5 separate regions of the Mus musculus genome follow, and all the other regions are linked to region 1. The links are chromatin loops, found by intact Hi-C in ENCODE. Cell type or tissue: left cerebral cortex. All regions are shown on one strand. Links, peaks and the distances in the headings refer to the core of each region. The heading gives the core; the rest is flanking DNA. Region 1 overlaps Gm30366 (a long non-coding RNA gene). Region 2 holds the start of Fstl4 (follistatin-like 4). Region 3 has its middle 36 kb from the start of 9530068E07Rik. Region 4 has its middle 44 kb from the start of Gm30366. Region 5 has its middle 57 kb from the start of Gm30366.

Evidence for each region. Hi-C counts contacts between places; a loop is a spot of excess contacts. Peaks named below come from ENCODE experiments on the same cell type or tissue, not always from the same donor. Only the 100,000 strongest peaks of a DNase experiment are listed, where the experiment ranks them.
Region 2: it touches region 1 in a loop (7-fold over the local background); 2 of 42 quality-filtered maps call a loop at or near these places.
Region 3: a loop joins it to region 1, with 8 times the contacts of the local background. A loop is called at or near these places in 7 of 42 quality-filtered maps.
Region 4: it touches region 1 in a loop (9-fold over the local background); 4 of 42 quality-filtered maps call a loop at or near these places.
Region 5: it touches region 1 in a loop (4-fold over the local background); 4 of 42 quality-filtered maps call a loop at or near these places.

Annotation. Positions count from the first base shown.
Region 1 is chr11:52,645,872-52,652,318 of GRCm38, reverse strand. The region is part of intron 2 of Gm30366 (a long non-coding RNA gene); the gene reads right to left. Among named protein-coding and RNA genes, the nearest start is that of Gm39823, 57 kb to the left of the region's middle. In left cerebral cortex, for the core only: CTCF peaks have their summits at 2,610 and 3,329; DNase peaks (open chromatin) are centred at 3,285 and 3,833; H3K27ac peaks cover 2,467 bases.
Region 2 is chr11:52,761,838-52,768,284 of GRCm38, reverse strand. Fstl4 (follistatin-like 4) reads right to left here and starts at 3,579. Exons shown (of 16, transcript NM_177059.3): 1 at 3,403-3,579. In left cerebral cortex, for the core only: a CTCF peak has its summit at 2,153; DNase peaks (open chromatin) are centred at 2,144, 2,417, 3,243, 3,662 and 1 more place; H3K4me3 peaks cover 2,793 bases; H3K27ac peaks cover 1,480 bases.
Region 3 is chr11:52,428,893-52,435,339 of GRCm38, reverse strand. No RefSeq gene overlaps it. Among named protein-coding and RNA genes, the nearest start is that of 9530068E07Rik, 36 kb to the right of the region's middle. In left cerebral cortex, for the core only: no CTCF peak of the experiment used is centred there; DNase peaks (open chromatin) are centred at 1,815, 2,189, 3,560, 5,596 and 2 more places; H3K27ac peaks cover 459 bases.
Region 4 is chr11:52,532,640-52,539,086 of GRCm38, reverse strand. No RefSeq gene overlaps it. Among named protein-coding and RNA genes, the nearest start is that of Gm30366, 44 kb to the left of the region's middle. In left cerebral cortex, for the core only: no CTCF peak of the experiment used is centred there; DNase peaks (open chromatin) are centred at 1,459, 2,073, 2,698, 4,292 and 1 more place; H3K27ac peaks cover 2,841 bases.
Region 5 is chr11:52,519,154-52,525,600 of GRCm38, reverse strand. No RefSeq gene overlaps it. Among named protein-coding and RNA genes, the nearest start is that of Gm30366, 57 kb to the left of the region's middle. In left cerebral cortex, for the core only: a CTCF peak has its summit at 3,486 (motif pointing left); DNase peaks (open chromatin) are centred at 2,313, 2,969, 3,484 and 5,594; H3K27ac peaks cover 879 bases.

The sequences.
Region 1 (6,447 bases), core at 831-5,830:
AAATTGAAGCCAGTGGCTTGTCAGCGTGCTAACTGTGCATCCAAAGGCCAGGTGGCAAGTGGGGAAGCATTGCTTTCTTCTCAATCATGTCTTTGCATTGTATCCACTACATCCCTACATCGAGCGATAACTAGAGCCCAGACAAAGAAGATGTGGGAACCTGAAGAGCCATCAGCTTTCAGAAGTAGCAGGACAGAAACTAATGGAAAAGTTCCAGCAGGTAGCATACTCGGCAACGACAAAAGACACTGCAATGACCTGAAGGAGAGCTAGCTTGAGCCCAGCAGAAGCTGAAATGAAGATGGTGACTTCCTAAGGGCTGAAGGAATTGTAGCAAATGATCCAGAACATGAGTTTTAAACCATAACCAGGGGCTGGGGAATCAGCTTGTTGTATTAAGTGCTTGCCTCAACGAGCAAGAAGACCTGAGTTCTCCTCACCCCCAGTGTTAGCATTCCTTCTTGGCTCTGCCCAAAACTAGCTCAGTCAGTAGAGAATGATACTCTTAATCTCAGGGTCATGGGTTCAAACCCCACGTTGGGTGGGGCCTAGAAGGAATGCTAACATCTAGTACCTACATAAAAATCCATCTAGCGAACATACATGTATGTTCTGGGAGGTAGAAAAACCCAGACTCCTAGAGCTCACCAGCCAGCTTGCCTAGCCAACATGGTTAGTTCCAGGTCCCAGTGAAAGAGCCTACCCCTAAAACCAAGGTGGACAGTTCTTAAAAATGACATCTGAGGCTTCCATGTGTGTATACATGCACCCACACATACATGTGCACAAATACATACATTTGCATGCACACACACACACACAGAAAGAGAGAGAGACACTCACACAGACACACAATCACTTCTTCTGCTGTCAACTTATTCAGTCAGCACGTTCTTCAGGCGGCAGCAGACCATCTGTTTCTCTCTAGAAGACCTGGGGATCAGTCATGATAGATTGTGGTGTATGGATCTAGCTGGGAAGGAACAATCCCATGGGGAATCCCTCTCATAGTCCCGGGACTACAGAGCAGAATCAGGAATCCCTTAGGGACAGAAAGGGTAAAGACCTAGCTGACCTCGTAGCTGCTAAGGCCAGTAAGAAGCTGGCTATCTCCTTCTCCCTGATCCCTTACCCATGACCCCATCCCCGGTTGTCATGTCTAGACCCAGAAACCATTCCCCAGTTTTAAAAGGGCAGGTAAATATGAATCCAATTCAAAGAACTGAGATATGGCACCATGGAACAATGAAGAGGCTGGAGATTCCCAGGACCCACCAGTATCAAGAAAGTCAATGGATAAGCCAGTCCTGCCCCAGGGGAGCCCTTGGCAACTGTGAAAGCCCCCATTAGCTGCTGTGAGCCTGGTGGGAAGGGGTGGGAAGAAGGTGGCCATGGTAAGGTCCAGGTAGGTTTTGTGGCTTTTGTGCACAAAGGCAGAGAATAGGGAGATAACAGGGCCAGGATGAAGGTGGCAGGTGGCTCTGGAAATTGTCACAGCATGACTTAGGGTAAGGAGAGGGCCTCAGAGGAAATGACATCTCAGCCTACTGGACTTTCCAGTCACAATAAAGAGTAGTGCTGTGCTCAGCCCATGAGCAGGTATTAGAGACAGACGAGGGACCAAGCTGAGGCTCATCAGTAGCACTCCATGAAGTGTGAGCATGCTGCAGACAACCGTTATATAGTCAAATGCCCACTGCGCCTTAATAAACCCCTGGAGAAAAAAAATCCCAGGCTTCATTTCTGAGCTAAAAGGCATGTGCTTCTCAGCTGGGACAGCAATCCTCAAAGCCTCCCTAGGGGGACTCATGCAGCCCTAGGACTCAGACAGCAGGCTGTCTGAGTTGAGAATAAGGTAGTCCTAGCTTCATCCCCGGAAGGAGGTCTTCGTGATCCCTAAGGGAGGTGCCTCCAAGAGGGAAGCACAGGGTGGGATGGAAGGTCAGTAATGGGAACAGGCCTCTTGTGTTCCTGAAAGAAAACCCCTCACTTAAGGGAAGCAGGGCATGCAAACCTTTGGCACCCAACAGTCCTTATGGCATTTCCTCATGGGAATGCCACCATGGTATGAAGTAACAGAGACACAGAGGTCTGTGACCAGATGACCACTGGGGGGAAACAACAACAGGGATGATGGATGATGATGATGGGAGGTGAGGAAGGAGGGGTGTTAGACAAGCAATGCATATCAGAAGCAAGAGAAGGAAAATGTACAAAGGGAAAAGAAACAGGAAGCTATCGGGACAGCCTCTTACTCAGAGAGACACAGAAAAGCAAAAGAACAAATGGCTCCTTGGGAAGAACACGAATCCCAGTGGCTCGAGCTGCCCCGGGAGCGCTTATGATCACCCTCCTCAGGACACAGCGCTCTGGACAGCTGTGGTCTCCATTTCAGGTCCAGGGCTCTGTCGTCCCTCTTCACCACGTGCAAGAGCCATGAGCAACAATTCCTGGAGCATAATAAGGAAGAGCCATAAAAAACAACAGACAAAAAGGAGGTGATGGCACGAGCCACCCATGGTTCTAGCATGTGTTGTCCTCCACAGCCTCCTAGGTTTAAACACCTGATCCCTAGATGGTGGCGCTGTTGGTTTCCATCTAGGAGGTGGAAACTTGTGGAGGATATAGGTCACTACAGGAGTGCCTTAGGGTATGGTAGCCCAGTCTCATTTCCGGTTCTCTCTCTGCTTCCTGACTGTAGTGGCAACATGACCAGCTGTCTGCTGCTCTCTCTGCCCTGCCATGAAGTCCTATGATGCCCTTTGGCCATAAGCCAGAATAAACCTTTAATGCTTTAAATTGCTTTCTGTCAGGTCTTTTGTGACAAGAAGGGTCACAAATACAGCATCTATGATCAAGAACCTACCACAGGCAGCCCCTTGGCTGTCTGGCGTGTGCCCGTGCACACACACACACCCACCTCCAACTCAGACAACAATGTACGTTAAGGGCTTTGAAGCCAGAGAATCAAGCTTTGGATCCCATCTTGATTAGTCCACAACCTTGGGAGAGTTCGTTTCAAGTTTATATAACTGTTCCCGAATCAGTAGAACAAGGACACGGTCCCCATTCAGGGCCTGGAGAGGACTGAACAAACAATGCAGTCGCAGGCTCAGCACAATGCCCGGCACCCAGCAAGTATCCGGTAGGTGTTGCTTGCAAAGGTTTCCCCCACACCCTTCTTTAAAACCTCCAGCTAACATTACCAGCTCAAGTCTTCTCAAAGGGAAACAGCGCTGAGTCATCCCTAAGTCCCTACATCCTGCTTCAGACTCAAGATCCCCAGGGGGACAGTCATCCCTCCACCACAATACCCCACCACCTACAGGCTAACTGGTAAATTTATCTGCCACCAACACAGCCCTACTAAATGAGGGAAGGAGAGAAGCTGAGGAAGGAAAATTTCAAGAGGGGGGATCTACAAAGCCTGAGGAGCAGAGTTCCAGCCTTAGTGTTTCCTGCTTCCCCAATCTGTGGACAACCCACAGCTACCCCGGGCATCCTGGGTCCGTGGAAAGGAAAGGAGGTGATGTGGGGGCTCCTAGGCTGAGCCTGAGGACCAGCCATTGCTGGGCCTGCATGGTGACTCTGAGGAAGATGGCCACGCACTCTGGGACCCCACTGCTCCCAGTGCTACCACTTGGGTAAAATTGGAGAAGCCCAGAGCACTACCTAGTCTCTCCCTGCATATTATCAGGGCCCCCTCCACCCATCCTTTAACGCCTCGCCTCTTCGCATCCCTGTTCCTATAAGAGAGTAAGAAGCTTCGAGAAAGCCTCTGAACTTACCAACCAGCTCCGTTCTTTCTCCCACTCAACAGTCAGCAAAGACCACTCCCTCCCACACGCCAGTCACTCCCTTTGCACACCGAGCTCCTGCTTGTCAGCTTCGGCTCAGCCTCTCACTCCCTGCTGCCTCCCTGCACCCCACCACCGCCACACTCTTTTTTAATCTTTGTGTTCAGCCCGGGGCCTGCATCAGAGACCCTGAGCTCACCGCTCCCACCTCCAGTCAGATAGCTCTGATGGAAGGGGGCCACACACAGCTGCCCTGAATCACAGCCAGACTCAGCTGTTTTCTGAATGATTGATGACGGTGGCTTTGACTTCTCAGTGTGAATCACTGGTTCTAATTCACTACATGGCCCCTTCGTCCCATGGCTTCTCCATGTTCAAGCCCTTCATTACATCCTTCCCTGGGCGGTCCAAGCTCTGGCCCTGACCGTGCCTGGGCATGTCAGAAGCCCTCCCATATCTGTTGTATTAACAAATGAATGCATAGATGAATGATGTCTATGTCGGGATACACACACATCCTCCCTCCTTCCTAACACAGTATACACACTTATCACAAGCTTCCTAATTAGAGGTCCTTAGAGTTTTCTCTCTGAAGAGTCAATACTTTAAACTATGAGCTTTCTGAAGTATCTTTGTTGCTGTGGGATTCCCTATGAGCAAGTTGTGTGCCCCAACTTCATTCCCCATCTGGGAAAGCCATAGAGAAAGGACTGAGCTGAGCGGCCTCTGTCTCCTTTTGTGCCCCGACCCCCACCCCCAACACCTCTCTGTTCTATTGTCTGAGGACGGGTCACTGATAGGAATGATTCTATGGACTGGAGCAAGTGCTGCATGCTCCCTTCTGCCTGCCCCACCCCACCAAGCTTAGCTGTGGTGGTGGAGATGATGACAGCTGTCTTTCGTATCCAAAGAACTTCTCTTTCTCGAAGCGGCAAGCCGGGTCCTGCTGCTGTCCCACAGCTGACCCTGGCCTGGCAGCTCTGTTCTGCACTTATCCATGAAAGGTTAAAGCACTCGAGTGAGCCTGGGGGGAAGAGAGGGGACTTTATAACATGAGAGGCCAGAGGTAGACAGCTAGAAGGTACTGGAATGGCAAACATGATAGACAGGAGCCAAGGAGGCCAGCCCTACAACCACAGCTGTAAATCAGCACCCAGTGAGGCACTTAAAATGGCTATGCTATTTCACTTTTGTTAAGTGATCTATAATCATATGAGCCTTGTGTCACCACAAAACTGGACCCAACAGTGGACTCTGGGCACTAAGTGATAGAGAAGGAACAACTACAAAACCCATCTCTACCCAAAAATGGTAGTTCTTCCAGGTGGATCTTTACAAATACTGCCATGTGTCCCTTGCCCCAGCAGAGTAAGAGCCAAGTCCAAGGTTGACCCTTCCTGGCAAGAGAATTCCTGAGAAACACTTCTGCCTTTGTTGCTTTCAACATCATTAAAACAGCCACCCTACAGCGGAACCTGGGCTCTAAGAACAACAGCCCTTGGGAGAAACATTTATTGGGCACCAACCACACATGCTTGCTAAACCTTTAACACCCCCATACTGCAAAGAGGGAATGGGATGGTTTTAACTGTCAACTTGGCACAACCTAGAATCACCTAGAAAGAGAGTCTCAATGAGGCGCTGGGTTTACCCCTGGGCATGTCTCTGGAGATTGTCTTGATTGAGGTGGGAAGACCCACCCACTGTGGGTGGCACCATTCCCTAGGGCTGGGCCTTGAACTCTATCAAAGTAGAAAATGTGCAGTGAGCAAAAGCATGCATGCATTCTTTGTCCTGGTCCTGATTATGGACACAATGTAGCCAGCTCTTTCCAGCTTCTGCCTCTGTGATTGCCTGTAGCCTGGAACTGTGGGCTGAAGTAAACCTCTTCTTCCCTAAGTGTTTTTCTTTTTTTTTTTTTTAAGTAGTTTAGCACAGCCACAGACATGAAATCAGGATAGGAAGGGGCAGTAATTAGCCCCTTTATGGAGGTCCTGAGAGTACTCTGAAGAGCGGTGGCTGTGAATAGAACTGAGATTTGCTCCAGCTCCTAAGCAATCCCACTTTCAAAACATGGACGAGAGTCATCTCAGTCTATTTGCACCTGAGATCAACACATCTCTGGACTCCAAGGGAGGGGGAGACAGCCTCTGCCTCCTGTCTGAAGGCTGTCCCTACCCTCTATCTAATCCATTAAGTAACCAGACTCATTTTGTTAATGCCTCAATCTTGATATTGAAATACTTGTGTCACTCAAGCCCTGGCCCAGATCGTGTGTCAACCCAACCCATTCTCCACCCCCAGCTCCACTACAGGCCATGCAATGCTCACCTGCTGATTGAAATAATGCAATTAAGGGATATAGAAAATCCATTCTGCGTAGTGCCATCTGCATGCACGTCTGACAGCTAATTTGATTGGTGCTCTGTAATCAATAAAGCACTCATGCAGTAGCCAGGAAATTTACCTTTTTTTTTTCCTACACCATTTATAAGCAAAAAAAAAAAAAAAACCACTCCCTGCTCTGCTGCTACCAGCGCCTAGAGCTCAGAGAGGAGGCTCTAGGAAAATAAGCACATGAAACACACAGGATGGGTGGATGGATGGATGGATGGATGGTTGGATGGATGGATGGAATTCTTCTGAGCTA
Region 2 (6,447 bases), core at 704-5,703, 120 kb before region 1:
GCCAGAGTCTTACATGGTTATATGCTTAAGGCAAGACTTGTCTTGTCTATTCCTGTAACCAAACCTTTCAGGATAAGTGGGAATGCTAGCCACTGGGGACACTGTTCATCAGCTCTCTTTCTCTCTTGACCTCTTTTCCAGAACACGAGAACATTACCAGGCCAGTCGCTATGGATTAGTCACACACAAATGGCTTAGAAATGGCAGAGATGCCTTGGTAGAGCCTCTAAGAGAGCAAACCCTGGAGGCATCTGCATTTCTAAACATCTGCTTGGTACTTGAATCGGACTATAGTTTACACCATGCCCTGGTGACAATCAACTGGGAGTTATCAAATGGGGAGCCCCAGAGCCCTGCCATCCTCTTCTGTGTATCTGCCTGATGTTGGGGGAATGGGGACTGCACAAACTCAACCTGAAACCAGTGGCTACATCATAATTTCTGCTGAAAGGTTTAGACTCTAGTTTTGATTTGCGTGTGTTTTAGGAAAAAGGAAAAGCACGTCAAATTTCCCCAAATAGCCCCAAAAATTCCAACCTGGAGAAGATAAGCATCTACCAAGCTAACTGCAGCACAATGTAATTAAGTGGCATCGTATTTTCTACGTTTTTGTTACATTTATTTATTTGGGTGTGTGTGTGTATGTTTAAAAGTGAGAGAACAGCTGGCAGAAGTCTGTTCTCTTCTTCCACGTGTGGATCTTGGGGCTCAAACTCAAACCTGAGAGCATGTGCCATTACCCACTGAGCTATCTCATCTGCCCTAAGTTGAATTTTCTATTGATTATGAACTCCTTATTATCCAACAACTGGTGAATTGAAGACCTAAATACTTCCATGTGCAATGTGTAAATTGATGGCATTCATCTTGGAACTGAAGTTTTACACATTCACCTACAGCTTCTATCACCCTTATCTGTCCAACCTTCAGATAACTCCTAAATATGTCCTTTAAACCGTGGTTTTCCCATTATATTTGATGTTCCATGTCTTAGTATTATTCAGTAAGAGGCAAAACACTTTAAGAGAGACACTCTCTTGAAATACCTAATTTCATCTTGTTTGGAAAAACATGGTAACTACACATAAGCAAGAAGGTGGGACTTGGAGAGAAAAGATACCTCCAGAGGTAGGGTAGACACTTGGGACAGGTTTGTGAAAACGTAACCATTCAATACCAGTTCCCGGAACAGGCTATTAAGTCAAATAGAAGACCATCACATGAGGACACAGTAAATAAACCGGTCCTCCAATTCCTTAACAGAAGGAAAAGCACAGTGAGTGACCCAGTCTCTCCCTCCTTCTCTCACCTACTGGGCACAACCAGGGGAATCAAAGTCCTGACATTGCCCAGTTCAGCGAGCTGGTCTCACTCTGGGAAAGGGGGTTGGGATGGGGAGAACCTTTCTGCAATTAACAAAACTTGGTGACATCAAATTCTAAGAGGAAAAGTAAAAGCCCCCGGGACAACATAATTAGGACTGCTAACACATGGACCCTTTCCCTGGATGACCTTTGGTTCAGGCTGAAGTCTTCCTGGGAAGAGTGAGGTATTGGGCCCCATGATAGGAGGAAGAAAGCCAGCATTCAGCTGACAGTGGCAGAATAACCTGGGCCTGAGGTCCCTTCTCACACAACTGAAACAGGAAGTCACTGGGTTCTGCCAGAGAAGTGCTGGGGCTATGATACCACACAAGTCCTAGTCACTCCCCGACTCGTTTGCTTTCCACACCAATGTCCACACCAGAGCCTATCCTCAGAGTCAGAGGGACCGGAACAGATACTGGCCAGTATCAGGGACGAGAACAGACTGTTAAAATTCTCCCTTGCATCACCAGTGGCTGCTGGGCAGGAATATAACTTGAGGGCTTTCTGGAAAAGTCCTGACGTCTTCTTCATTCCCCCCCCACTTTTTTCCTCCTTAGAAAATGCCAAGGGGTGTTGTTCTCTGTACGGATTTTTTGGCTAGCAAGTACCCCATTTCTGTGTAAGGCATATAAAGGGGTGGGTGGATTTGGGTACCTCGTGGCAGGGGAGGGTACCTAGTACAATTCTTGGAGCACAGGCTTGCAACAGATTTACTAGGACAACAGACCAAAGCTACTGGCGCTGTCTTTCACTCATGGAAAGCTCGATAGAAGCGACACCTAGAGGGGACGGAGGGGAGACTACCGAAGCGCTATTCATCAGTGTCAAGAGACGGTTATCTGGAGGGAAGTCCTCTAGGCAGGGCAAGGTGGACCAGCTCTGGGAGAAAATGCAGACCTGGTGGGGGCGAGGGGAAACTCCCAGAGAACTCTGAGCTGACCAAAGGACAGCATAGACGCTCGCCAAATTCTGGGCACCACGAGCCCTACCGACCGCTGCCAGTCAGTTTCTTCCCTTGCAAGTTTCAGGACAGGAAGTCCTCAGGTGGCAGACATAGGGGAAGCCAAGTGGGACACGGCTTTGTCAGCTGCAGAGAGTGCTCAAAGCCTCGTGCTGCAGTGCTACCCAAACTCCAGGCGACATGCGCCCCAAGAGCAGCGCTCTGCCTGCGTTTCCCAGGTCTCCTCTGAAACTTAGAAATGGTCTCTCTTCCTTCGGTGGAGCAAAGAGGGGCCGAAGTCAGTCAGCACAGTTGCTCTTAGCACCTACCCACCCACCCCCAACCTAAATATCCTCAGGACAAACTGCTCCCTAGAGACTTCCCAGTGGGTTACAGCAGCTGCTTACTGGCAACAACTGTGGCCTCGCAAGATGAAAGCCACAAGGTCCCCAGGGCAGGGTTCTGCTAGGATGCCCTCTTCTTGAGCTCCTTACACTGAGGGCCATGGGATAACGAGGGCCAAGAGAGGCGCAGATTATCTTTGGGCTGCGACAAGGGGACGCAAGTTTCCCCGCAAAGCGGAGGGGAAGAAGGTGCAAAGGATGCCCGCCCCGCACTCTAGATCCCAGCCAAGGGCACAGGTCTGAGCCAGGGTCTGTCGCTAGGGTTTGGCTGAGGCCATCCGGGGGTTCAGAGCCCAAGAGCGGCGCCTGCAGGGTCTCGGTGCGGATCGCGAGCTTCGGGCTCAGCCAGAGCAGTTCTGCGTGGCGCCCCGCGCGCCTATAAGGATCACTCCGTTCCCCACCGCTGATCCCCGGGTGTCAAACCCCATGTACCCCAGCTTTAAGCCCCCAGTCCTAGCGCATCCAGGGTGGCCCTGCCGAGTCCCGGCCCTGTGGTCCCGTGCCCGTAGCCAGGCGCGCAAACTTGGCTCTCCAGGCGTGGGCAGTGAGAACCTGCGAACGCCCGCACCGGGCCCTGCAGCGAGCTGCGGAGCTGCGGGCGTCGGGACCCGGGCGGAGAGCAGCGGGACGAGCTGGCGGCGGTGGCACGACTCGGACACCCGCATCTTCTCCGGAGCTGCGACCCGCTTACCTACGGCGGCCGGGGCCGAGGGAATGACCAGGTGGCCGGACTCGGGTGGAAGGGAGGGAGCGCCCCGTGGCGGCGACAGAGGCGGCGACCCGGACCCCGCGTCCTCGGCTGGGTCGTCTCCGGCTGTCGGCTGGTCCCCTGGCGTGCTAGAGATAGTCCAAGCTCCAGCTCTCCGAGCCTCCGCCGCCCGCCGCTGTGCCACCGCTGCCGCGGCTGCCCTATTTCTGCCGCCGGGACCGGAGCCCGTGACGTCACCCTCCGGGCCCCGCCTGCCCAATCGCCGCCACCTGTGCTCGCCTCCCGCCTGCTTGCGGGTCAGACCCCGCGGCAGGTGTAGAGCAGCCCGGCGCGCAAGCAGAGCGCGAGGATTCCCTGTTCCCTGCACCACCTGGGCCAGACAGCTCTCTTTCCCCTGGCTCCCAGGAAGCTCAGCAGGTGACAACCCCCTGCCTCTGTTTTCCCACTTACCCCTCCTCTCCTCTAAGCTCTTTTCCGGGCCAGCCTCCCCCAAGGTTGTGCTTTGCTCAAAGCGCAGGATTGCTCTCAATCAGCGGCCATTTCTCGTGAAACCTTACGGGGTCGGTACATTGCACCAAGAGAGATGTCCCTGAAGCAATATTCAGGGAACACTCCTCCCTGCATTGAGAACCAACTACCTGTGAAAGAGCAAAGTTTTCTTTACTCCCAACTAGAGACGCTTACAAGATTCCCAGGTGACATTTGCCAAGCCTGACCAGGCTGAGCCGGGAACGTGTCTTGTTCCTAAAACAAGACACTTTCCTCTCCTGGGCCTAAGACCTCAGCTTCCTGGCTTTTCCATCTCTTTTCTCTTCTCTTCTCTTCTCTTCTCTTCTCTTCTCTTCTCTTCTCTTCTCTTCTCTTCTCTTCTCTTCTCTTCTCTCTTTCCTCCACAGCTCTTCATATGTGCTCAGCTAAATTGCAAACACCTCTGTCACTTTCGACCTAACCTCACAGTTGCCCAGGTCCTGCCTCCTACTGTGCTGGTGTGGATGTCCAATGGCTTTCTGTCCTGCCCATGCCTTTGGGATCTCTCCTGATTTGCAGGAGGGCTCAACGGGGCTTCCCTGCAGATAAGATTAGTTAAATAGAAAAGAAATTGTGGAAATATGAAAGGCTGGTTGAGTCTGTCCTTCCATTGGGCCCCTGGAGTACAAGCCTCTGGGCTGGTTCCGGAAGATACTGCAGTGAGTGGGGCGACAGAGCCTTTCTTGCTCAGGTTGTTGGTGTAGGATCTAGCCCTCCTTCCACCACTGTCCAGAGAGTGGTGCAACTCAGACCCGGTTGTAATTGCTTCTCAGCTGCAAAAAATCAAAGTGACTTCCAAGTCGTAGTCAGCTGTGACTTGGCCAGTGAGCGCCAAAATTTGCACTCAGATATAAAAAGGCAGCGGTATTCTCTGTGCCCTGGGGCTGTGGCCAGAATGATGCTCTCTGCTATTTGACCATGATTTTCTGCCAATGCCATCCATGAATGAATCCCCAAGGCTGGCTGGAGGCTGGATTCTCTGAATATACCTGGAATTCAGGAGGTGAGGCACAATTTCCATCTTGAGAAAGAGAAAATGAGTGCCCCTAACAGGTGCCAGGGGGCACAGAAGTGATGTCCCGCTCCCCCAACCCCTTCTGAACTTGCATCCCCAGTCTGCAGATGGGACTAAACCACACAGCTCTCCAAGATGAGGTGGAAAAAGAGGCATATCCCTCTTTTCTAAGCATCAAGTCGCTGAGGCAGCCCAGTAGCCAGAGTGCAGGATTCCAGGCAGGAGAGTGGTGTTTCATTTTTTGAGGTTGTTGTTTTTTAATAACTAGAGGTCACGTATAAGTCAAGGCCTGCAGACTGACCAAGACCAGAAATAGCCACGTTTAATGTTCTAAACAACGTTGGGCTTCTTCATGCTTCCCAAGGAAGGAGAAGGAGAACGAAACTGCTATGAAACAGATGTTCAGATTACTCCCCAAGAGCTGATGCTGACCTCCACGGCGAGCCGTTGTGACCACTGAGCGGAAAACCAGAGTGGGATAACGAGTCACCTTGGAATAAGAGAAAGTGACGTGGGAAGGTTGGAGTCGAACACACCTCCGAGAGGCAGCATTGGGTGCCGCACGCATGCTGATGCCTCTTCCAGTTGCTTTGTGCTTTCACCGTGTATTTCTTTGTTTTACTAGCACATTCTGGGCTGGGAATGAAGCTGGTTTTCCCACAGAGACTTTTGGAATTTGCTTGCATCTTTCCTTGCATCTTCGTTTCAGGACTTGCAAGCTTCTCGTTAGCTAACTAGGATTCTTGGGGGAAGTTTTGTTGCTTTGTTTATTTATATTTTTTAAAGATTTATTTATTTATTATATGTAAGTACACTGTAGCTGTCTTCAGACACACCAGAAGAGGGCGTCAGATCTTGTTACAGATGGTTGTGAGCCACCATGTGGTTGCTGGGATTTGAACTCCGGACCTTCGGAAGAGCAGTCGGGTGCTCTTACTCACTGAGCCATCTCACCAGCCCTGTTTATTTATTTTTTTAAGGTAAAATTTTGAATTTGTACAATTCAGAACGTTTGGGGTGGAAGGGCTCCGAACATAAATTGCGTTAGTGCACTAGCTCAGCTGTACAGATTCAGAAACACAAGCGGAAGTGATCAATATACTTCTACTCTATGAGGTCTAGAAGTTTAAACATCCCTTGTTTTGGTAGGTTTTGAGGCAGGTTCTCACTGTGTAGCCCAGACTAACAGAGACTGTTTTGTTTTTGTTTTTTTACTTTTCCAGTGTTTTGTTTTTGTTTTTAAGATTTAATTATGCAAATGTGGGGGCTGTACATGTATGTGCAGGTACCCAAGGAAGCCAGAAGAGGGCATCAGGTCCCCTGGGAGCTAGAGTTACAGGTGGTTGTGAGCCACCAGAATAGCCACTAGGAATCAAACTCTGCAAGAACAGTGCAGAGAACCTGGGTTCAATTCCCAGCAACCACATGGTGGCTCACTGTCACCTGTAACTCCATTTCCAGGAATAAACACCCTCTTCCGGTCT
Region 3 (6,447 bases), core at 791-5,790, 220 kb after region 1:
TGGACATACAAAGACCCTCAAATTCCAGCTGAGCCCGGGGACCTATGCAAGCTACAGATATGAAGAACTGGAGGACCACCCAGCAAGACTGCCTGGGGTGCCTGCCTACTTAGAGTCAGGCATTCAATCGTTATTTTGCACTCTAAGTTTTGGGTAGAAAACTCTAACACTTCCTTCATCCCTGAGACCGCATCCCCATCCTCCAAGGATGGGAGTCTGGTGTCTCAGCTCGGGCCAAGCACCACTTACCCTGTATTAGTGCCCAGAAACTAGGAGGCTTTAATCAACTGGAATCTGGATGCTAAGTCCCAAGTCAAGATGCCAATAAAATCCCAGATGGAGTCCGTTGTCACTCACCACCCAGCTTCCAGTAAGGACCATCTTCCTCTGACACCTCGCTTCCAATATGGCCAGCCATCCTCCCCTGCCACCTAGCTACTGGTACAACCAGCAACCCTCAGCTCAGACACTCCTGCATTAGCTACTATTCTCATTGCTGTAACCAAATAAACACCTACCAAGAAACAACCTATGGGAGGAAGGGTTTATTTTAGCCCACAGTCTTTCATGGGCGTAGTAGTAATAATCTCTTCCATCAGGAGGCAAGGAGTAAACAAGAATTGAGTCCAGTTTATAAAACGCCAAGGTCCACCCCCAGTGACTCTCTTCCTCCACCTGCTGAAGGTTCCACAACCTTTCAGGACAGCACCACCAACTGGGGACCAAGTATTTAAACATATGGGGGACATTTCACATTCAAACTACAACTCCCAGCTACCCCCATTTGCCATGACCTTCCCATGACGTGGTCACTGATGCAGGTTGACCCTCATCCAGCCCCACTTTGTTTTAATGAACTGCAGTAGCCAAGACCCTATCTCTAACAAGGTCACAGTCTAAAGCATTAGGAATTGGGCCTTTCTCTTTCACAGTGACATCACCAACTCACAGCACCTCTTACCCTGAGACGCTTCTCAGCATTGCAGTTCACTCTGCCCCTCCTTCATCGATCTCTCAGCTTTAGCAGGAGGGAGAACATCTGGAAAGATGGACAGAAACTTCACCAGCTGCTGGAACTGCCAAGAGCCAAATTACTGTGGTGACAGGATTTGACCCTCCCACATGCCAGACTCCTCATGGCATCTCTGCTCCTCTGGGAGACAATGAGAACTATGCTGGCTAGACACAAGCTAGAGCCATCAAAGAGGGAGCCTCAGTTGAGAAAATGCCTTCGTAAGATTTCCACATAGGTAAGCCTGTAGGGCATTTTCTTAATTAGTGATTTGATGGAAGGGGCCAGCCCCTTGTGGGTGGGGCCATCCCTGGGCTGGATGTTCCCGGTTCTGTAAGAAAGCAGGCTGAGCAAGCCATGGGGAGCAAGCCAGTTAGCAGTACACACACCCCCATGGCCTCTCCATCAGCTCCTGCCTCTAGGTCCCTGCCCTATTTGAGTTCCTGCCTGATGTCCTTTGATGATGACCAGTGATGTGGAAGTGTAAGCCAAATAAACCCTTTCTTCCCCAAGATTTGTTTTCTTTTCATTTCTTTTTTTTTTTTTTTTTTTTTTTTTTTTTTTTTTTTGGGCATGGTGATGGTGTTTCACTACATAATAGAAACCCTAACTGGGACAAGAACCCTCCAAAGTAGACCACATGACACAGGCTCTTTTCTGGGGCTACTCGAGCAAGGCCTGCGGCTCAAAACGTTCCGATGCTACAGCAATCTCTTGCCAGGAGAAACATTCCAGTGGCTTAAAGCCCAGCTGTGAGTCACAGCAAGCCCCTCCTCCAGAAGATGCTCTGTCCCTGGTTCCAATGACATTTTGAATTTCTCTTCTCACCACTGCAGATGTAGCAGGTGGAGGTGGACAGGAGCTAAACACACGCAGAGGAAGTGTTAGGTGCAACAGTCCTGAATTGGAAGCGTTCAGAACACCCACCCAAAAGATGGCGTGTATGAAGAAGTCCAAAAAGAAAGAGTGAGCTATGGGAACAAAGCCCCACCCTCCCACCCAAGACATAGAGTCAGCCCACTCCAGATGGCCTTGTTTATCTCACACTGTGCTGGGCTGTTTGTTTATTTTGTTTCTAAGTTCCAGCATTGACATTTGTAGACTCCAAAATCTTAAGCAATTAATTAGCCTCTGTGTGTTCGCCCCTGTTCCATCCATGGGCAGGAATGGTGTCACCTGACAGGGGCTGTGAGCAGATTTGGATGAGAGCTATAGGTAATGTGTTCAGCATCCCACTGAATGGGAGGGAACTGTAGAACTGTAGATAGGTGTCTGACTCTAGCTTTGGGTGACTGGGTCAAGAGAATGTGGGCTTTAAAACCCCAGAACACACATTTTAAAAGCCAGGTACACAGCACACAGTTACAATCCAAGCCCTTGGGGAGGTGGAGGCAGGAGGCTTTCAGGCTTGAGGGGCAGCCAGACTAACTTGTCAGTATGCTTCAGAATGATCATAGATGACCATAGCATCCATGTGCACACACTCACGCACATAGTGTATACAGAGACAGACAGACAGACAGACACAAAGATACACAGGGACAGAGAGACAGAGAGACATGTGTATAAAGATTGATATACACAGATATTTTCTGCAACATTACTCCTAACAGGGAAGAAAACTGGAAAAAACCCAAACGACCTAAAGTAGAGAAATGGTTACATACAAACAGATTGAAGCAGTGGAATGTTCCGTGGCCGTGACAGAAAAGGCAATCGGCGAGACATCTACGGCGGATACAGTCAGCTCTCTCATTGGTTTTGCATTTGGAGATTTCGACCAACAGAAGGTAGAAAATATCCAGGAAGAAGTAAGTGCAACTGGTATTGATCAGGTGTGGAAGTTTTCTGGTCATTGTTTCCTAACCAATATTACCCGGGTGCCCCGTGCAGGGATGGGCTGAGGGGCTGGAGGACCTGCACAGCACCAGTGAGCTGACACACCCAGCAAGTGCAGGTGTGTGCAACTAGGCTGGAGCCAGAGAACCCAGAAACCGTTCAGGGCTGTGTCCTTGAGAGAGGCTGGCACAGTGTGCCTTTCTACTGCTGTCCTGGGCACCGTGAGCAAAGCAACTGGAGGAGAAAAGGGTTCTGTTTAGCTTAGCTTATACGTTCAGTCCATTATCTAAGAAAGCCAGGGCAGGAACTCAAGGCAGGAACCTGGAGGCAGGAACTGGACAGAGACCATGGAGGGATGCTGCTTACTGGCTTGCTCCCCCTGAGGCTTGCTCAGCCTGCTTTCTTAGCACAACCCAGGGGAGGCAAAATGGACTGGACCCTCCGACATTAATCACTCATCGAGAAAATGCCTCACAGACATGCCCTCTGGCCAATCTGATGAAGACAAATCTTCAATTAAGGATCCTTCTCCCCGGGTAGTTTGTGTTCAGTTGACATAAACCGACCAGCACAAAGCCCCTCTCAGTGGGACCTTTGGCCAAGAGGCCTGGACCACTGCCACTTTGTTAAGCCTCTTAGAACAAAGGCTTGCCACAGATGGGACTATAAATCCCACCCATGCTTTCAATGCTAGCACTTAACAAATTGCTGCTTTTAACATTAAACCACCCCTCCCACTTGGAATCAGGCCCACAGTCTGCACTCAGAGAGGTGATTGTCAGCATGGTGCTCACGCCAGAGGGCTCCCTGCCAGTGGCTGCCAGGCCGAGCTGTGTCGAGCCCTGTGTCTCAAGGGTTCTTCTAAGAGAGACCTGTCCCCAAGACCAAGGTGTCTCTCTCTTCCTCCTTCCGTTCCCTTCCTTCTCCCTGCCTGCTCTCCCTCCTCCTATCTCCCACCCTAATCTCCTCCTTTTTTCTCCTTCTCACCCAGCCCTGGGCTCCCACACACAGGCATCCTAGCCCTGGAAGCCTATGGCACTCTTAGTGACCCCAGGTAGACACACCCGTCCCCTCGGGCTCGGTAGCGTGTCCCCTGGGAGCCAATGTTCTAGCACTCTGGTTGCGACCTGAATTGCGTAGTTATTACTTTAACGCAAAACCTGGACTCCTTAAGAAAGGCTCAGGGATGCTCAGGCAAATGCATCCCTTTCCAGGGATGTATCTCCTGACACCAGTTAGGGCCTCCAGCATCCCTCCTAGAACCTGAAAGGACCACACTGCCCTTAAGTGGGGAGGTCTCACCCCTCCACTATAGTAACCTGGGACTATCTTCTGATGCCTGCAGCCCACTTGGGCAGCTGATGAGATGAAAGTGTGGCACTGCCACCGTCCTTCTGCCTTCCTACTCCTGCCTGGGAAAGACCAGAGCTCCAAGCATCGCAGCTCTGACCTCAGTGCACCATGGCACAGTCTCTCAGCTGGCTTCTCTCTGCCTTCGGCTGGATCCAGTTGCCAGATGTTTCTAGAAGGTGGGAAAGGGTTGCAGTTGTAGGATGTGTGTTTCTGGTTCTAGGAAAGGGTATGCTTTGTTAGATTTTCTTCCCTCACTCGTTGCACACCTACTGTGTGCCAAGCTGTGTTCCGTGCTGGGGACACGGGACAGCAATCTCTGGGGAGCTTATAAAGATGTGGGACATTAGACTCACTGAATTCCTATGGAGCTATACTGACTTCAGAACCAGAGATACTAGAGTGAAATGGAGGGTTGGCAGTGCATGGTGGGATCCTAAGCTCCTCCCAGGAGAGCAGCTAAGTCCCATCTGCAGAGATGAAGTTGGGACTTGAAGGATGGAAAGAGGAGCCAGTGAAAGGAGACAGGGGTTATTCTAGGTGGGCAAAGGATGCCACTGGGTTCACCAAAGAAAGCTTCTTTGTGACTGGGGATGTAGTTCAGTTGGTAAAGTGACTGCCCAGCATGCAGGAAGCCCTGAGTCCAATCCCAAGTACCACATAAACTGGGTGTGGTGGCATAGTGCTTAAAAGGTAGAGACTGGAGGAGGTAGAGACAGGAAGATCAGGAGTACAAGGACATCTTCTACACAGGGAGTTCCAGGTCAGCCTGGACTACAGGAGCTTCTGCATCAAAAAAGAAGAAAGAACAAGGAGGAGGAGGAAGAGGAGGAAGAGGAAGAGGAGGAGGAGGAGGAGGAGGAGGAGGGAGAGGAGGAGATGGTGGTGGTAATGATGATTACAATTACTGTGACCACAGTTTCAGAAGAAGGTTGCTGAGACCAGAGTGTGGAAACAGTGAAAAGGAAACAGGCAGGACTCAGGCTCCCAGGACTGAGGTGTGCCCACTTCTTGGGGCTCAGTCAGTGGTGGGGAACCTGTGTGCAGGAGCACAGGTCTGACCCTAGATGCTGGTTCCCCGAGACCCCCCCCCCACACACACACAGCAGTCATGCCCTCCCTCTTCAGTGACCTCTAAGAAGCCAGTCAGGACAAGGAGCCAGGGAGTCACAGTGAGGGCTGGGAGCTCAGTATGGCTGAAGGGGCTCTCAGTGACAAAGGGACATCCTCTCCCCATGCCTGGCACCTGCCAGCCACGCTGTCACACCCACACTGTCACACCCGGCACGATACACCTTGCCTCTGGGTGTTTCTGCTCCGGGGTGTGTGTGTGTGTGTGTGTGTGTGTGTGTGTGCTGTGTTTAAGGTGGTTTTCACCCGGGGTTATTTATAAAACACTGCTTCTCACCCATAGACTGTGGAGGAGCTGAGCGGGCAGAATTCCCTGCAATCACAGCTGCTGGAGGGTGGAGCTTGGTTGAGGTCAGACAGAGGCAGTGGGATGACCAAAGTGGGCATGCTTGGGACACATGCGCTGTCCTGACCACAGCCCCCTGGGAGCCAGGGGACATCGTTCTCTCTGGGCTCTGCTCTGGCTGCCGGTCCCTCCCATCCTCCCTGAACTCAGCTGCCCCCAATCACCTCTGTTCCCAGCCCTCTGGTCCTCATGTTTTCCTGTCTCCATCTGGCTGAAGTCTCAGACCCACAACCCAACTAGACGGCCTCCCCTCTCTCTCATACTCATGTCCAAAAGCCGTGACTCTTATCCAATGCTGGGATCCCCACGGCTATAAGGAAGAGCACATTTAAAGTCCAGTGGATGCTCACAGTCAACTATTGGATGGATCACAGGGCCCCCAATGGAGGAGCTAGAGAAAGTATCCAAGGAGCTAAAGAGATCTGCAACCCTATCAGTGGAACAACATTATGAACTAACCAGTACCCCAGAGCTCTTGACTCTAGCTGCATATGTATCAAAAGATGGCCTAGTCGGCCATCACTGGAAAGAGAGGCCCATTGGTCAGGCAAACTTTATATGCCCCAGTACAGGGGAACGCCAGGGCCAAAAAATGGGAATGGGTGGGTAGGGGAGTGGGGGGGGGAGGGGGTGGGGGACTTTTGGGATAGCATTGGAAATGCAATTGAGGAAAATACATAATTAAAAAAATTTAAAAAATAAATATATAAAGTCCAGCATAAGTCAGAGCTTTAGAGTGTGGTCGCGCTTACAGCACGGCATACCTCAA
Region 4 (6,447 bases), core at 539-5,538, 110 kb after region 1:
ATATGTAGCCCCCCTCAGAGAAACAAAGTACCTGTAGGGATGTTCAATTTTCTGACATTGTGACACCATGTTGCCATCTACAAAGTTCACACTAGAGACACAACAAAGTTACAAAAAAAAAAAAAAAAAGCAAAAAAAAAAAAAAATCTCATAATGGGTCCAAGATAAAGCACTTGCTACACAAACATAAGAACCTGAGTTTGGATCCCAGAATTCATGTAAAAGACCAGGCAGGGTAGCATGATTTTTTAACACCAGCTCACAGAGGCCAGCGAGTCTCTGGGGCTCAATAGCCAACTTAGCCAGGATTGGAGAGAGATTCTACCTCCAAAATATTAAGGTAGAAAGCAATGCCAGAGGTCACTCTGATACACACACACACACACACACACACACACACACACACACCCCTAAGTTAATGGCTCTGTGTTGGCTGCATTCACAGCCATCCCTGGCACCTGCAGTCCAGGGGCTATGGGTTAGACACACCTGTGACAGAGCCCCAAGTCATCACCACACTATTTTAACGGTGGTTCCACAAGTTCTATCTTCAGATACCCCAGGACTCGCACTGGTCTTACCTCCCCTCTGTCCTAGGTGAACAAGGGCTCACGCTGACGCCTGCACAGGATTCGCCAACAGGGAGGGTGGCTTATGGGAGGGATTCCAAGCAAGTGCTACATACAGCTCTATGGCTTTTCCAGGAACCCCAGATGAGGGGTTTCAGGCTCAGGCTGCTGTGGGGACCCTGAGCTGCTGATTATTCAATAAAATTACCAGCAGGCCTTAAATCTATCCTCAGTTAACACAGTGTCTTTAATAATAAAAAGGATTTTGCACTGGGGATAAATACAGTGTCTCATTTTCTCACTCTCCTGGTCTCCTGTCACCAGGAGCTTATTAATACAGTTGCTAATATACGGGTCCCAATCAGCCACTAAAATGCTGCTGTTATTCCTGCTAATTCAACAATAAAACGTGGCTGTGCTAGACATAAAAAAGTGAGCTGTCATGTGACTCTCAGAGGCTCTATGGGGGATGTGCCACAAGGCCACAGGGAGCTGAGTCACCACAGCCACAAGGCAAATCACATCCTGACCATGGCCCCTGCAGTTCACAGCTGCCACACACCCAAATATCATATAAGCTGATAGCTATGACCCACACTGTAGTCAATGTCTAGTGCAAGTAACAAGCGACTGCAAAGCCAACAATTTGAAGTCGCCCATGTGAGCTATCTCACAGTTCTGTAGCTTCCTGGATTCTCTACTTCAGAACATTATAGACCACAGACACTGGAGGCCACAGACATTGGAGACCACAGACACTGGAGGCCACAGACACTGGAGACCACAGACACTGGAGACTATAAACACTGGAAGCCACAAACACTGGAGCACAGAAACTGGAGGTGTCTCATTGCTGTCACCAAATCTCTGACAAGAACCGCCTGAAAGAAAGAAAACTTCTTGATAGCTCAATGTTTGAAGGGATTCAGTTCACCTCATTAGCAAGACATGGTGGCATTCGTGGCCAGAAGCGTGTGTGTGTGTGTGTGTGTGTGTGTGTGTGTGTGTGTGTGTGTGTTCCACCTCCTAAGGGTCCCGCAATCTCCCCAATGGTACCACCTAAGGAGTTAGTCAAACACAGGCCCTCACTTCTGCCTTCAAGATGGAGATAGTAATGCCTGTTTAACATCAGACCCTCAATCTGAGGAAGACTAGTGTGGGAGTGTAGGACTTAGTAACAGACTTCAGCAAAACAGAAATGGACTCACAGCAGTAATGCTAAGCCTTGCAGGGGTGGGAGCGCATACCCACCTCAGGGCTCACACAAAAGGGTCTCCATTTCACTCGGAGCCTACTGATAGCGGGCTCCCCCTCCGAGCTACCCTAAGCCATCTGGGAAGGGCACTTTGCTGACAGTGTGACTCGAGGAACTGCAGGCAGATAAAATTAGTGCTGCCCACCCATCCCAAGCTGTCGGTGGAGCTATTCTGAGCTCCCCCGCCCCCACTCAGTTCCTCTTCACATCTTTTGCTCTGACTTTTCTGTGACGAATTCCAAAGCTGAGTCACTAGAAAGGTGGGTCCTGGTGGGTGTTCCCTTCTGGCCGCTTGCTCACTCGCTGGGTCCCAGAGACCCTGGAGAGAGTTGGGGAAGGGAACACCAAGAATCATAGGAGCGGGTGGGGACAGAGTATTCGCTGAGTATCCTGTGAATGGCACAGCTAATCTTAGCTACCCACTTTACAGATGTCACAGCGGAGCACAAAACGGGAGAGGAAGAGGAGGACATGGATAATGAGGATGAGAAGGAGAAAGTGTGTGTGTGTAGGAAGTGCTGCCCAGGGCCCAAGCTTCCTAGTAGCTGCTTCTCTTGTTAGGCCACTATCCCTCCAGATACCAGGTGAGCCTCTACCATCCCTGGCTCCTCCTTGGGACACTAACCGGGCACTAAGCTGGTCCAGCCTCCAGGGAGCGCCCTCTCCAGCCCCAGGATGCAGCTCCTTGAGAGGCTAGAAAACCTCCTATCTAGGATCCAAAGCCCTCCAGCCATAAGGCCAAGAAGCTTTGCCACTCTCAAGGATACCACAGAGCACTGAGTTAGTCTCCTCACACCCTGCCTGCCTTCTTGTTCCTGAAGAAGATGCCTCAGGCACTTGGCACCTCCCAGCCCCTTCCCCCATCCTCATACCCACACCCACACCCTCACCACAGCAGGAATATGTAGACTTCAAGTCCTGAAAAGAGCCTCGTCCATGTTCAACAAAGAAAAAGGAACCCCTGGGCCCTTGTACCCTACATAGGAGAATCTGATATCAAGGCCCATCTGCCCATGATCCCAGAGTGGGTGGGGGTTCAGTAAGAGAGGCCATTTGGGGAGCCTTGTCCCCACATCACCCTGGATATGGGTTCTTCGCTAACATTTCTTGGCTGTTGCAGTTAGTAAAATAATTCATTGCTTTCCCTCCCAGCAAGCAGCACCTCTCAGCCAAGCTCTCTGGGAGATATGACAGCCATTTTCCCCACTCCATGTTCTCCCTTAACTGGTCCAAGTGTCTGAGGACAAGAAACACGCTTTCTCCAGCTCCTGTCCCAAACTACCTCAACATGCCAGCTGGACTCTGGAGCCAGATGCCAGTCTTCTGAGATGCTCGGGTCTGGCCATGTCCCGACCCCACAACATTTCTTCTCAAAGTGCCAAGCCTGCATGAGACAAACCCGTGCCCCATGCAGGAGAAAGGTCCCCACCTGCTCGTTGTCCAGCAGTGTTCAAACTAGGCATCACCTCCTTTTGGAACCCCTCCCTTAACTGAAGCGGGTGTCCCTCTTCTCCAGACCAAAGCACTCTTTTCCTCCCTTTCCCTTGGCAGGGTTTGCCACGCCACCAAACTGGGGTGTGACCTGGCATCTGTGTATGACCAGGGAATCAGACACAGTTTGGGTCTATACGGTCTGGTTTACAGAATATTTGAGCTGCCTTCTTAAATCCACATGGCCCAGGGCACTCATACCCACAGACACAAACTCAGCCAACACCCTTCTGAGTCGCCACAGGAAAGACCCGCTGATGGAGCAAGCCTTTGAAGTTCAAAGAGAAGACTGGCAGGTCCCTCCAGCCTTACTGAGGACCAGGAGTGTAAACAGACCCTTGCAGGTACCATGTTTCCCCTCCCCCCTCCCCAAACACCCCAAGAAACTTATACAGCCTTCTCAGGGAAGAGAAGCCAGCAAAAAACAGCAACTGCCTCCCTGACAGACAGCCCCCCCCCCTCCGCCCCCGAGAGTTCTAATGGAATTAAAATAATCTCGCCACAGTGCCCCGACCCCAGATAGGCACCATCCATGAAGGCAGAGCTGCTAACTGCTGCTTTGAAGACTCTTTACCCAAGAGCTATTTGTCCTCTGTAAATGGGATTTTAGGTACACGGCTGAAAAAGGAAGGCGATGGCCTCCAACGCCTCAGTGTGTATTATACATTAGATAGATATTTAAAAATAAATAGCGATTAAAAGGAAGGCTATAAATGACGGGCGAGAACTCCAGACCCTCCGAGGCCTTCATGCAAATGTCTCACTACTCTCTCAGCTCCAGAAATCTGGGACAAACTGTAATCATTTCTCTGATTTTTAAAAAATGTACTGATCCAGCTGCTTTGGAAGAGCCGGGCTGTCTCAGATGAAGCCGGGGTGTGAGCTGGAATGAACATGATGGGGGGGGGGGGGGGGATCCCAGAGCCAGCCTAGTGAGAGGGCCAGTGCGCATGCTCACCAGTTCTCTTTCCAGCCTACACCTGTTGTCTGGAGTGCGGGAGATTAAACCTGGAGACACGCACTCTGCTGCCCGTAATGACTCATTTTCAACGTTAGCATTGGCTATTGGCAGCAGCGGCAGCAGCGAGGTCGTTGTCGCAGTCATCATCATCATCGTCATCATTGTCGTCATCACATCTTTGGACTTAGGGCTGGTTAGAGTGTTAGCTAGCCTTTTGTTCTAAGCCTTTAATCATCAACATAAAGATAACCCCATGGACCTTTTCTGTGCTACGTTTTCCAACCTGCCCTTTTGCAGAGAAACTGAAGTTACCACTTTAAAAGACCCGGGGCGGGGGTGGGGGTGGGGGGGCATGTGCAAACCTAAAATCCACACACTTTATTCAGATTTTTATTAGGTTTTTGCCTATTGTGTTCCTACAGGGGGTGGGTATGAGGAAGTCAGAGGACAACTTGTAGAAATCTGTTCTCAAACACAGGACAAAGAGCTAACGAAGGTGCTTATTAACATATCAAAGTGGACTCTGGTTGAAGGTTTCCCAAAATCCCTCAGTCCCCACCCCTTATATAGGATCCTTCTGGCTGGCATACCCAACTCCCTACCCTAACTTCTCAGCCCAGGGGCTGAGTTGAGTTTTCCCTTCCCACAGCTTCTCTGATTCCTATCTAACTCAGACATGTTGGTGACTTGGCCCTTTGACCTTTTATCACCTTTTGGCCTCTTGTCCACTGCTCCAGGTTTCTCTCTCCCTTTCTCCTCTCCCCATCCCCTCCCTCCTTCCTTCACATGTTCAGTCTGGACCCTTTCAGAGCCTCTGCCTCTGCTCTTTCTCATGTCTACAGTAAACCTGTACCGTACCTGGGAGCAGTCATGGCCTCCTTTTTACTATTTCTTTTTCTGTTTGTTTGGATTTTTTGTTTTGTTTTGTTTTGTTGTGTTTTATTGTGTTGTTTTTCAAGGCAGGGTTTCTCTGTATAGCCCTGGCTGTCCTGGAACTCACTCTGTAGACCAGGCTGGCCTTAAACTAAAAAAATCCACCTGCCTCTGCCTCCCAAGTGCTGGGGTTCCATCATGTGGATAGAGGGATCAAACCCAGGCTGTCAGGCTTGTCAGCAAGTGCTTTTGACCCACCCGGAGCTATGGCAACAGACCTAATTTTTAAAATGTGCTCCTTTTAGCAACCTCCCTGGGGCTACCCGAGGCTCTCAGCACTTGGCGTGTCTCCAAGTATGTCATGTAGCCATGAACCCACATTCACTCACCTCCCTACTTGCAGGCTCCCTGGCGGCAGGGACTTCACGCTCAACATTTAGCCTATAATATAAAGTGACTTCTTACCTGTGTTCACTGAACACTTGGCCCATGCTGAGAGCCTCAGGCACTACCTGGCTAGAACCTAGGAAAGGCAGCTAGCTCTCCTGTGACCACCATCCTACACAAGTGAGGCCAGGGCCAGCTGGGAAGACTCTGCAGTCCCTTTCTTTGCTGTGTAAGTATTGAGGCGTTCTACCCTTCACCCTCACTGACTGGCTCAAGGACACACTATTGCGATATAGCCATATAAGTGAGGCAGGGTGAACCACAGACTCTAGGACAGACTATTGTTATAGAAGGTTCAGGCTCGAGGTTCTGGGGGACACTGACGCAGGTTGTCCTTTTGGGTAGAAGATTTATTAGCATGGTTATTAATGCCATAGACAGACATGACCAGGGCTTGGGGCAACTCAGACCCATGAGGCAGAGTGGAAGGTCCCTCCTTAGGGTTCACAGAAGGAAGGAGATGTTTCATGTAGTCAGGCTATCTTTGATCCCCTGGCCTGAGTCAGGGGAAGGGGGGGGGGACTTCTTGCACTACCGGAAGGGGGTGTGTAAGTAAGAGAACATGGCGGGGAGAGAGAGGAAAGGGAATACCCCATTTAGTTGTACCCATTACAGAGGCTGCCACGGAATGCGCCCACAAGCCATCAACTGCCACCAAGGCTTCTATTTTTGACATCCAGAGGACAGGAAGCCTGCCTGGACACACACCTTGCTTCCTCAGCAGGAAGCAGAATAATGCACGTGGAGCTGGAACCTCCCCCTCATGGCTCTCATTTTATTAAATTTTAAACTTTAATAAAACAATTACACATTGCAAGTGCCAGCCCGGGCTCTCCATCCCTGCTACCCCT
Region 5 (6,447 bases), core at 685-5,684, 130 kb after region 1:
TCCCCCTCAGGCGGACTGTCTTCTGCTCTGCCAGTTTATCACTTGATGGAACAGGATGCCTGGATCTCGAGTTTTTGAAATGGGAATTCTGCAAAAGGGGAACACTATGTGTGACTGAGCAGGGAGAAGTATGGCCCCTCTTTATCACACACACATACACACACACACACATCACAGGTTAGACACACAGATATACAGACACACTTGGAGACATATATATGTATGTGTGTATACATATGTGTATATATACATATGCATATATATACACATATGCATATATATGGGGATACATAGACACACACACATAGGCACAGAAACACAGAGATAGATATGCAAATAGACACACATAGGCATAAACACACCCAGAGGCAAATATGCAGATATATAAACACACATAGACACACAGAAAGAGACATAGATACAGATATACATAGAAACACACCAGCTCTGAAGCACAGACACACATATATACCATACACGTATATAGACACAAGCACACATATTGAGTCACAAAATGAGATGAGATACAAAAAATACATAGACACAAATGTAGAAACACAGATGTATACAGATACACATAGATACACAGATGTACAAAGGTACATATATATATACACACAGGCACATATATATGCTGCACACATACGTAAACAGAAACTTGCATATATACACACAGAGACACATATACACAAACAGTTATTCAAATGTACAGAGATGCATAGATACAGCACACACAAGCCCATACTCAGACATATACATGCAGATATATAGACACATACTTATATACATACACACATTCATTACATACATATATTAAGAGACACACAAAGATACAGAGATACAAGGATACGCACACACAGACAAAAATACAAATGTGCACATACACAGATATACATAGGTACATACATGCACAGAGATACATAGGTAGACAGACAGACAGACAGACCCAGGCATCTGGAGAGCTAAGCGCCCTCACAAGGCTTCCGGGCACACACAAGACCTCAGCTCCAGGGTTCTCATTAAAGGAAACAACAGGTTGGGGGAGGTCAAAGGCATCAGATAGAGCAGAACATGGTCATGCCACCCGCACTCTCCTGTCCCTTCTAACAATACCACAGCCGCCAGGACCTGATTAACACAGCCACTGCTGCTTAACAAACTAGACTGGTATGATGGCTGGCACATCTCTGCATCTTCCCACTGGGATGTGAATTTCTGTGTATCTGTTTATTTGTCCCCAACTACAAGAGGCAAGGAGGCTTTTGTTTGTTGGTTATTACTAAAACGCAATCATCGGCCACCTTCTGCATCTGTGATTGATTCAAATAAATCAACTATATTTTTATAGAAAAAAAAAAAACGGACGCCTCATTAAGTCTCTTTGGTCCCACATTCTCAGTAGTAGAGGTGAGTGAGAGACAGTTCCTTGGTACCCATTGTTTTAATTTACAGAGAGCAACTCTGGCGCTGTTTTCAAGGGTTATTGAATTTTCATAGACTATCATCGGCTTCCACATTCCCCTGTGTGATAGAAACCTGAACTCCCAAGGTTTTATGGCCTCCTCTGAGAGCCTCTTTCCTCCAGATTCCTCGAGAAACCAAACCAACCAAGAGAGAAGAGGAAGAATGAAGTTGGCAGAAGGAAGGGAAGAGAGAAGAGGAGGAGGGAAGAGCAAGAGACAGCTCCTGCTGCCCTGGCTGAAGCTATGCCAGGAGCCAGCCCTGCACAGAGGCTTAGAGATCTAGGCTTGGACTCTGTGGCTGTGCTGAGCCCAGCCAAGCTGAGGGGACATGGGGAGGTGTGTCAACTTTTGTGCCAATGGTCCAGCTGCTTTTCTTCACAGAGCCACCTCCCCTTTGGGACAATAAACCCAGAGCCTCTACTTAATGTACCCCGAGAATACCCTTAGTGTGGAGACTCTCAGTGTGAATACTCAGTGTGAATACTCAGTGTGAATACTCAGTGTGAATACTCAGTGTGAAAACAGTCTGAGCAACAGTTCCTTCAACAGAAGGCCCTCTCTACCCTGCCTCCCACTCAAGTCCCAGGTTCCCGTGACCTTCTTGCTGCTGGGACAGCCGACCTGAGCCACATCACATTTCCTGCTGGTTGAAGTGATATCTATCGGTGGTCAGAGAGAATGTATCTCTTTCCCTGTACAGGAAAGAAGAAGCCCAGAGATAAACTCCTTCTGGAGACAAGACCACAAGAAGCTGGTGGCTTCTGCAACTGGGTCACTAACAAATGGAAAGGAATCGAGGAAGTCCCAGCCCCCTGGCACTGCTGATGCATTCATAAACTCACAGTAGCTGTGGATGCTTGACCAAGCCAGTCAGTATTCCAGCATGTATGGGGAAGGGGAGATGAGACCCTACCCTTAGCTGAGGAGCTATTGGCAGCTGATGGCTACCGGGAAAAGAAGAATCATCTTTCTTCAAGGATATGAGCCCCTGTAGGTTCTCCATGCTCCTAGTCTAACCCTGTCTTTCTGGCTACTGGTCCCATAGGTTGAGAGCCTCTGCTCAGCCAGGGGACTGATGCTATCAGCGGTGCCTATAGAAATCAGAACCCCTGTGCCCTAACCCATGGAGCCTATGGTTTAGCAAAAAAAGGGCTTAGCAACAAGGCCGAACTCAGCCTGGGAGTTGGGGCAGGGCCTGGTTGCTTCTCCCTCTGCCCAGTCTGGGGAGAAGAGCAGTGTTGCTACCCTACAGTCTCATGCACACACATGCATGCACACACATATCCCTGAATCTTCAAAGATGTCTTTCAACTTTGTAAAATAATGAAGTTCTATCCCATAAAAATAGCCCATTGGCTTCAATCTGCCATTATATTTTTCCTGGGACCCTGGGTTGAACGTGAGTGTAATCTGTAAGATAATGTAAGCACTAATAATGTTTTCCAGAGATGCATTCTTCAGCCTAACAAATGCAAACTGCTATTAGGAGTGCGTTTGTTAGCATTGATGAGGCCTAGATCACCAGCTTTGGCAGCAAGATGAAAACAGGCTGATTTTTTTCCCCTTCTAAGCTGTTCAGCTTCTGAAAAAAAATTAGCATAATGTGTTGAATGTTCCACACAAGTCTAAATTAGTCTTAAAAACTCCTTTGTGATTCTTCTCCCATTAAAGACTTTAAATATCGTTATCCTTCTTTAATAGAACAATTCATCAATGTAGTCCTCTAAAAGGTAAGCAATAGAGATGGATTAGACAAGGGAGTGTGATATAAAGAACACTCCTGCAGAATTAATATGCTAATACTGTACCAGGCACTTAGTAGGTGCTTAATAAATGGATATTCTTCTATTCATTGACTGAAATTCCTTTGTGTTTACAGAGTCAGTCCTTTTGGTCCTGTTTGAAGATTTTAAAAGACAGGAATGCGTAATCATCATTTTCCATTTTATTTGAGGACTTGGAAGCTCCCAGGAAAAGCTTTTTCTTTCCACACTTGGGCCTCAGACTTTGACATAGCGCCACCTACTGCCAGAGCTTGGCCATCTTCTCTCAAACATCCCCCAAAGCCCTTCAAGAATATTGAGGCATTTGTTTGCCAACATTATAACAGCTGGTACTATGTGGGACAGACCCTACTGTGTGGGATAGACTCTACAGTGTGGGACAGATCCTACTGCGTGGAACAGACCCTACTATGTGGAACGTAGGACCTACTTTGTGAGACAGACACTACTGTGTAGAATAGACCCTACTGTGTGGGACAGACTGTAGGCATTTAAGTATGTCCAATGAACAAGAAACATGACCAGAGATTCAAGAGTAAGTGGGCTGATACCCACCCCAGAAACAGGCACCCTGCATCCATTTTCCTCCTTAAGTAGGCAAAGCTCTCTTTCTCTCTCTCACTCTCTCTCTCATACACACACACACACACACACACACACACACACACACACACAGAGCCCTCAGGCCTCACTTGGCCTTGACTTCCTGGTGTTGGAGCAACAAAGTCTGGCCTCTGGTCATAAGAGCAGCTACAAATTGGAAAGCAAATAAAGACTTGGGCAGGTTCTCAACTCAAGATTGCTCTCCGTACTGCAAACAGGTTGTATCCCCATGTCAACCGGAGATGCAATTAGGCTTATTGATCCAACTGCAAAATGGGCATTGATAAATCAATACAGTGTAGATGCCATAGATAAACCATGCACGTCGTCAGGAGGCACGCGTGTGTGAATGCTTCGATGCGGACTGGTACTGGGGATCTCCCTCCTCAATATGACTGAGAATGCCGAGCCGTTAGGGTGTGCAGCAGCCTGATTTGCCCTAAGTTATTGCTACTCTCTCATTCAGTCCATAAGTAGTTTTTGTATGCCTGGCTGTACACCTGGCCTGGGGACATTGGGACAACTGAGCCTCCCAACTATTCCCAGGGACTCGTGACCTAAGAAAACCTAGCAGAACCGTCTTGTGACGTGGGACATCCTAGTTCAGGAAAGCCTATGTGGTGTGCTTGCTACACAGGCTTTCAACTTTGGTGATGGAAGGGTCCCCTGAGAGAAGCCTTTGTCCTGGGCTCAGCTTTACAGCTGAGAACTCGGAGGTTTGGAGAGCCTTGGGGTGTGGGGACAAAGAGGTGGCTCTGATCAAATATGAGGGCCTGAGCCCTGATCTGGGACATCCATGTAAAAAGCCAGGCACCATGAAAACTCAGCCCTAGAGAGGTAGAGAAGAGAGGACCCTGGAGCTTGCTGGCCAGTGTACCCAACTGGTGGGTGAACTCTAGAGTCGGTGAAAGACCCTGTCTCAAAATTAATGCGAAGGGTCCATGGGGTAGCTCAGTGGGTGAATGTGCCTACCCTCAAGCTGATGACCCGAGTTTGATCCCTTGGACCAACATGGTGAATGAGAAAATTCACTCCTGAAATTTTGTTCTCCATCCTCCATGCAAATACTTTGGTGTGTGCATATGCACACACACACAATAAATAAATAAATAAATAAATAAATAAATAAATAAATAAATAAATAAAATGTTTGTTGACACCATCAATTTACCACTGGCCTACACATATGCACGCGCACACACACACATACACACACACACAGAAGCTGGGTGAATAAACAGATAACAATTTTTGAATGAGATTTGAACCCAGACTGCAAGTTTTAAAACCTATACTCCTCCGTGACAGGGTCTATACGACCAATATCTTGGATCTGATCTTGGAACAAACTTACCTACGAGCACAGACATCATCCCGCCCCAGGGCAGCCAAAAACCCACCAACCACAGAAGAATGGGAGCGTATGAGGGCAGCACTATCTGACCTTAACAGCCCAGGTCTGAGGCAGCCTTTAACAGGCTAGGAGACTGGGTACACTGCCCAGCACCTACCCATCCATGGCCACCATTCCCCTTAGCATTGGTAGCCCAGTGTCATGCAGGCACTATGCACTGGGAGGTCTGGCCCAGATCCCAGGCCCACCACAGGATGTAAAACCAGATTAACTTCAGACCAATTAGGGTGATTTTGTTCCTCCTGTTGATGGATGATTTAGGAAGAAATACAGGACAAAGTTCTGGCCAAGGAGACATTGCTCAGAACCACAAGACTGCTGGAGGAGCAGCCGGGAATGGTCTCTTAGCACTTAAATAGAGATGCACAGACCATTTTCATCCGCCAGGCTGGCAAGACACCAAGAGGCTGAGAACACATTGTGTTTGTGTGGGGAAGCGGGTCCTTTAAATATTGCTGACGGGAGCATGAACTGTGCAGATCCTAGGAAGGGCAATTTGAAGATCGCTGTCAAGGTTACTAATATACATCCCTCTTGCCTGCGTCGTTCCACCTCTGGGAATTTATCCTACAAGAATGCTAACATAGTCGCAGAATTGGTTATAATAGCAGATTGAAAAACAACCTAAATATCTATCAAAAGATGACAGGTTAAACAAATAAGGTTATACCCACAGAATGTAATATGACACAGCTATAAAACCATAGTGAAAGTGCATTTTATACATCAAAATGTTTTGATAGACGATAAAAGCAAAATGTCAGAAAATGCATACAATATGCTATTGTTTGGGAAAATAGGGATAGGACGTACAAAACTATACATTCATATTTTCTTGTACATCACTATGTAAAGAAGTTATAGGAGACTATCAAGCCCAATTTGTGAACAGATAAAAGCAGGAATAAAAGGGACACATTCTGTTATGTGCCTTTTAGATTTGCAAACCTATGTAGATAACACTTACTCAAACAATTAACTATCCTAAAAAGAGAGTGGAGAGGCTGCTCCAGATGGCTTAATCAGAAAGTGCTTACCTTGTGAGCACAGGAGTTGGATCCCCAGAGCCTGCACAGTCAGGCATGATGGCGCAAGCACTTATAACCCCAGAAGTGGAGAAACAGAGACAGGTAGATGCTTACGGCTCAAGGACCAGCTAGACCTCTTTGGGGGAGTTTAAGGC